Linked DNA regions of Homo sapiens: region 1 is linked to region 2. A link is a loop called in an ENCODE intact Hi-C map of the cell type or tissue named here. Cell type or tissue: heart right ventricle. All regions are shown on one strand. Links, peaks and the distances in the headings refer to the core of each region. The heading gives the core; the rest is flanking DNA.

What was found. A loop is a pair of places that touch in the nucleus more often than their neighbours do. Peaks named below come from ENCODE experiments on the same cell type or tissue, not always from the same donor. Only the 100,000 strongest peaks of a DNase experiment are listed, where the experiment ranks them.
Region 1: it touches region 2 in a loop (5-fold over the local background); 30 of 110 quality-filtered maps call a loop at or near these places.

Annotation. Positions count from the first base shown.
Region 1 is chr12:28,871,397-28,874,322 of GRCh38, reverse strand. No RefSeq gene overlaps it. Among named protein-coding and RNA genes, the nearest start is that of FAR2, 280 kb to the left of the region's middle. In heart right ventricle, for the core only: a CTCF peak has its summit at 1,439 (motif pointing right); a DNase peak (open chromatin) is centred at 1,453.
Region 2 is chr12:27,732,101-27,735,026 of GRCh38, reverse strand. All of the region lies in intron 5 of MRPS35 (mitochondrial ribosomal protein S35), which reads right to left. Among named protein-coding and RNA genes, the nearest start is that of MRPS35, 23 kb to the right of the region's middle. In heart right ventricle, for the core only: CTCF peaks have their summits at 1,575 and 1,776; no DNase peak of the experiment used is centred there.

The DNA.
Region 1 (2,926 bases), core at 130-2,629, 1.1 Mb before region 2:
GAGTTCTATTTTCTTGATTTACACAGAAAAGGACTTAAGCTAGGACTAGAATCCAAACTCCAGCCACAGGGAGAAAGGTCAGAGAACAGGGAGCAGTTATGACTAAAATGTCTGGTTTCGATAATAAGCCAAATTCTTCTCTCCTTGTCCTCTCCAGGCTGTGCACTTTCTCTGTACACAGACTATAATTTGGAACGGATGACACCTATGTCCCTGCTGTCCCCCTCTTAGCTTCTACTATTGCTGTTGGAGCTGTTGACACCTGGCCTTTATTACTCACAAGAGCAATACTAGAACTGTCTTACTAGACCAGAACAGCCACCAAGAGTAGTCTTTGCTTCCATAACATGTGGATTTGAGTTATGACTTAGTGACTTGAGGGATCCCAGAGTTTGACTTTGGCGGGCCTGCTGCATCATTCATAGATGGTGAGAAAGATTGCTTGGCATTTGTCCTGATACTAGGAATAACTAAAAACCTGTTCTCAAGTGAATGTTATTTTGTCCCATCCTCTAATTCTTCTCGAGCTTGGGCTAAGGGTGGACATCATTCCTGAGGATGTCACAGAGAGTAATGACTCCTGTAAATATCCCCTTTTATTTTGAAGGGCAAGTAGATCATCAAAACTAGAAAGAAATCTCCTGTACCTTGGAAATGAAGTAACCTGGGACTCCCATACTTCCTAGAAAATTAGAGTTTAGGTCAAACGAGGACTTTTCAGTAGACTGAAAGCTCTGAAAGAATCTCATGTTTCCCTACTCAGTCCCTTTCATCCCATCCCTTAGATTTTTCACTTAAGCCCCAGGGAAAACACTGCATATATTTATTTCTTGTGGCCACCCTTAAACTTGAAGAATCAGGAGGAGTTCCTTCACCTTAGAAATCCAAAATTTCTGTGGAGGAGAAAAGTAAAGTTTTCTTTTGGAAAATATGGGGAAAGCTAATTGATAGAGTGTTGGAAAAAAAATTAGAAGTGTTACACTCATCTCTTCTTCAGCTCCGAAGATGGAAATTCTCCCTCTTGATGGGGATAAGTTTCTGGTCATGTCTGGCATGTAACTGGTATTAAAACCTTCATGAATTTATCAATAAGATGGAGACAAGCTGATGGAGGCCACACTGCTATAATCTTTCGGGAACTGAAACCTATTGAAAATATAAACAGTTGAGTAGCCTCAAACAAAACTATTGAGTAGCCTCAACTACTTCTACAGGGGTCCCAAAGACATTTCCTGTATTGCTGAATATAGCCTTATGCTGATTAGCAGCACTATATCACAAATGCATCGTTAGCCCTCGTATCCCTTTTTCATAGAATAGCTTAATGGCGGGGTGAGGATGAAGGTTAGAGCTGGAAGTGCTAACGCATAGTACATGTTTTGAAGAAATGCTGCTCCCAAGACAGGCAAGACCCTATTCAAAATTCATGATACCAACTCTGCCTTGCCAGTAGGGGTAGCTGCTGAGCTGCCAAAAGTTGACCTTCTATTAGAGAGTCAGCCCAGGTGGGAGCTTGGAGAACTGGTCCAAGTTTTCCAGTTTATTTCCAACCACTCCACCTAAAATACGGTATCTTCCAGCCATGCAGAAGATACCATACTTTACCACATTACTCACCATTACTTTACCGCACCCAAGTTGCTTTTGCTCACATTGTTCTCTTTCTGCCAGGAATATTATTTCCTTCCTACTCTTCAAAGCCCAGATCAGATATGACCCTTTGTGAACCAACCACCCAGGAACCCCTACATGAAACAAATCTTCCCCTAAACAATGTGCCTGTCCATTCTTTCTTTCTATCATCTACCTATCTATATCTATCTCTATTATCTATCTAATATCTATCTATCATCTCTATAGCTCACACTGTGTTGCAGGTGGTTGTTTACCTATCTGTTTCTCCATCTGGAATGTGAAGTTTCTGAGGGCAAATTCATGTGGCATTTACCTTTATATCCCAGAACCTAGTACAATTGCTGCCATATACACACTCCTCTGGACAAGGAAGTGGTCACTATCAAGAAATCATATCAGGATTGCTTAAAGAGTTTATATTCCAAAAGATACCATGATATTTTGGGGCCAATAGGATTTTTAGGTCTAGCTATTCATCCAAGGAGTAAGAAACATACTTCTCATTGAACTCCGTAGGCAACATATTGGTACGTGTGAGCTGAGTGATTCCTGGCTGAGGCAGCTTCCTCACTTTAAGGGGTTGCATTTTTTATAGGATAGCAAAGGGAGCGGAAATTGAACAGTTAAAGTTATTAGAAACCCGGAGAAGAGAGGTACTGAAGATACCCACAACATGCCCTGGATAGACAGCGCATGCATGTCTGGAGTCAATGAGAATTGCCATCCCTGGTAGAGAGGGTCTGAGCCTCCATCTGGGTCATAAAACCAGCAGAGTAGATTTTTCTTGCAGGCCAATCATAATGCTTAAGAAATGATTCCCCACTGACTTCTTTCACCACCAGGTAGTTTTAGGAGATGAGAGTGGGGTGGGAAAGGGAGGATTTCAAGAATCAGAATTCTTATAACAAGGAAGAATTTCCACATCAAAACCTGGATTTGTAGATCTGTTTTATGCCAAGTGTGAAAAGGCACGAAATAGCTAGGCATGAGCTATTCCCCAAAGACTTGTCCTTTACTAGAAAGAACTTTATAAATGTTAATAGGTACTAGACTAGCTGGAAGCAGATTTGCTCTGGGCCCAAAAACGTAAAATAATCATCACTTTGTTTGTCTGATTCTAAACGGACTTAGTATTGATTTGCATTATAAGAATTCCAAATTCCCACCACTCTGGGAAAGTCATCCAAACCCACTACTTTTCATTCCTGGTAGTTTTCTGCACATGAAACTTCCTTTTCAATTTTGTACCAAGTCTGGAGAAGAATACACATGAGAGAAAGTCTGACCATTG
Region 2 (2,926 bases), core at 275-2,774:
TACCATGCAATTATGAGACTTGTATCACTGCAACAAGCTTTTTTTAAAAGCTACAGATATCTCATGGAAGCTGGAATACAGCATCAGGGAAGGATCAAAACAATTGAAAAATTCATTTAGCTCAACGTTTCTCAAAATGTTAACACTACTCCCACAGGCTAAGAAGAATTTTTTTAAAAGGCTCTTTCTGTTGAAAATGTTTAGGAAATGCCGAGGTAAATTGGGTTTTTTAAGGTAGCATTTTTTAGAACAGATAATATGCTAATAAGCATCTTGAAATTTCAAAATGCAGGGTTAATATGCAATGATTCTCAAATTTATTTGACGTCAGATTCCACTTTTCAAGGAACGGTTCACAACAGTAGTCTTCCTTAGACATATTTTGGGAAGTGCTAGAACAAATGAACACAATTTTTAATTTGCAGAGAATAAGGGCATGGGCTAAAGGTATTATCTAGAGATGAATACATTTGATACAAGAAGATAGGCCAGGCACGGTGGCTCATGCCTGTAATGCCATTACTTTGGGAGGCCGAGGCGGGCGGATCACCTGAGGTCAGGAGTTCAAGACCAGCCTGACCAACACGGAGATACCCATCTCTACTAAAAATACAAAATTAGCCAGGTGTGGTGGCGCATACCTGTAATCCCAGCTACTCAGGAGGCTGAGGCAAGAGAATCACTTGAACCCAGGAGGCGGAGGTTTTGGTGAGCTGAAATCGCGCCATTGCACTCCAGCCTGGGCAACAAGAGCAAAACTCTGCCTCAAAAAAAAAAAAAAAAAGAAGATAGGTTAGGTTACACACCAGAATACAGTTAAATAAGGTAAAGTATAGGTTAATCTTCTATGGAGAGCATTAAGAATAAAAAAGAGCTGTAACTATATCAAGAAGAAAAAAAGCTAAATAGGATTTTGAAATCTATTTGGTTTTCTGTAGCTTCAATAACTCTGTACACTTCCCTCAAGACATCACAGTATAGTAGCCTATTTATTTTCCCATTTTTTCCCCACTGATTTGAAACCCTTGAGGGTAAGAATGATGCTATCTCGTTCTTGGCAATGGCTTAACACTTAAAATGCATGCAACAAATATTTGCTGAATGAATACATAAATTTTTAAAAGGGAGGATATATTGTTTTTTAAAGCACTGTGAATTTTTGTATTTTGTATTTGAAGTAGAGAAAATAGATAAATATAAATGCACTCTTAAAAACAACTCAAGTAATATGAATACTGACTATTAACTCTCAATTAGACAATGTGAATCACCACAGTTTTCTGGAAAGAGAATGTATCAACTACCAGGTTACTGACTTGACAGATAAAATAAGCCATTTTATACTCTGATTAAAACCAATATGAAGAATTTTTTACAAAAAATAAAATATACCTTTATTATGATTATGAATACACAAATATATGCACATATGCATGTATAAGAGGGAACAGGGAGAGAAAAATAAATAGTTTTTACATTAGGATAGTGAGAATGTTGTGATTTTGCCTTTTTTAAACCTCCCTTCAATGAAATCATAATAATGTCTAACAATAAATTTAAAAGTTTCAAAAGCTTAAAGTATTCTAGCTTTTTATATAAGAAGTGGTCCAAAAAAAGGCAGCAAAGCTGATCATTACTGCAACGTGTAATGTAAGATCACATTCACATTAATTTAAAACTCACATTAACATTAACATTTTAATGTTCAATAACTATATGGAGTTTATGCCAAAAATCATAAATATTTCAGGAACAGTTGTGTGGTGCACTCACGCCACCTGGTAGCACTCAAAGGCACTGCAACATTGTAGTCTTTAATCTGGGCTAATACTTTAACCTGGGCTGAGTGGCATTCACTGTCTTTTATCAAAATTCAAAGTACTTAGATATTTTGCCCTCAGTTGCTACATTTCAAAGAATCGATATAATACTGTTAACATTATCCCCAAAATAACACTGATATTTCAAATCACAGGAGGTGCTGGATATATATATATATATATATATATATATATATATATATATATATATATATATATCTTCAAATGACTACATTTTAACACAAAAAGAGCTACATAAATTCGGAAATGTCTAAACTTGTGAAATATTTTCTCTATATGCAAGTATGATGTGGTTAGTTAAAGAATGCTGGTATTACATAAAAGACAAGAATTGGTTTGATTTGTAGATTTGCCATTTAATGTTACCTTAAATCATGTTACCTCCCTGAGACTCAGTTTCCTCAAGAACACTTAATTCCAGAATTTTTGTCAGAAATAAATGAGATTAATAGAATAAAGCACTTTTGAAGTAAAGTTATATATAAGTTGTTTTTAATCCTAAACTTTTATGACTATCAAAATTTTTTTTTCTGTGCATTAAAACATTTGAGTATGTCCAATAGTAGTTTCTAACAGTTGACTACCTTCACGATATTGCTTTAATCATGCTGGACTGCATGTGCTTTAGTCCACCTGTTTGACCTACGTTTACCCTTGAACTACATGGCACATCCAGGACACCACCACTGAGCCTCAACAGCCAGCAGGTGGGGTGCAGAGTCTAGCAGGGCAGACATGAAGTCAGCAGAAGGGGTACAAGGGAGCAATGAAGGCATCACAGGCTAGCACAAGGCACAGAGAGGACAAGAGGAAAAGCATGATACAAGAAATGAAATCTGGTGCCATCCTTCAAATAAAGCAATGAGATTATTTTTGTGTGAAATAAAATAAGCAAACTTAGAACCAGTAGGGACATTGGATGTCAATTCTAGGACTGAAGACGGAGGCCCACAAAACTTGAGGTGAATAACGTAAATTAAGATCTAGGTTTTCTGACTCTCAGTTCAGAGATTTTTCAACACACAACAGAGCTCAACAACTGTTGGTTGTAGTTGTTACCATTATTATGAAAAATAGGTAACATT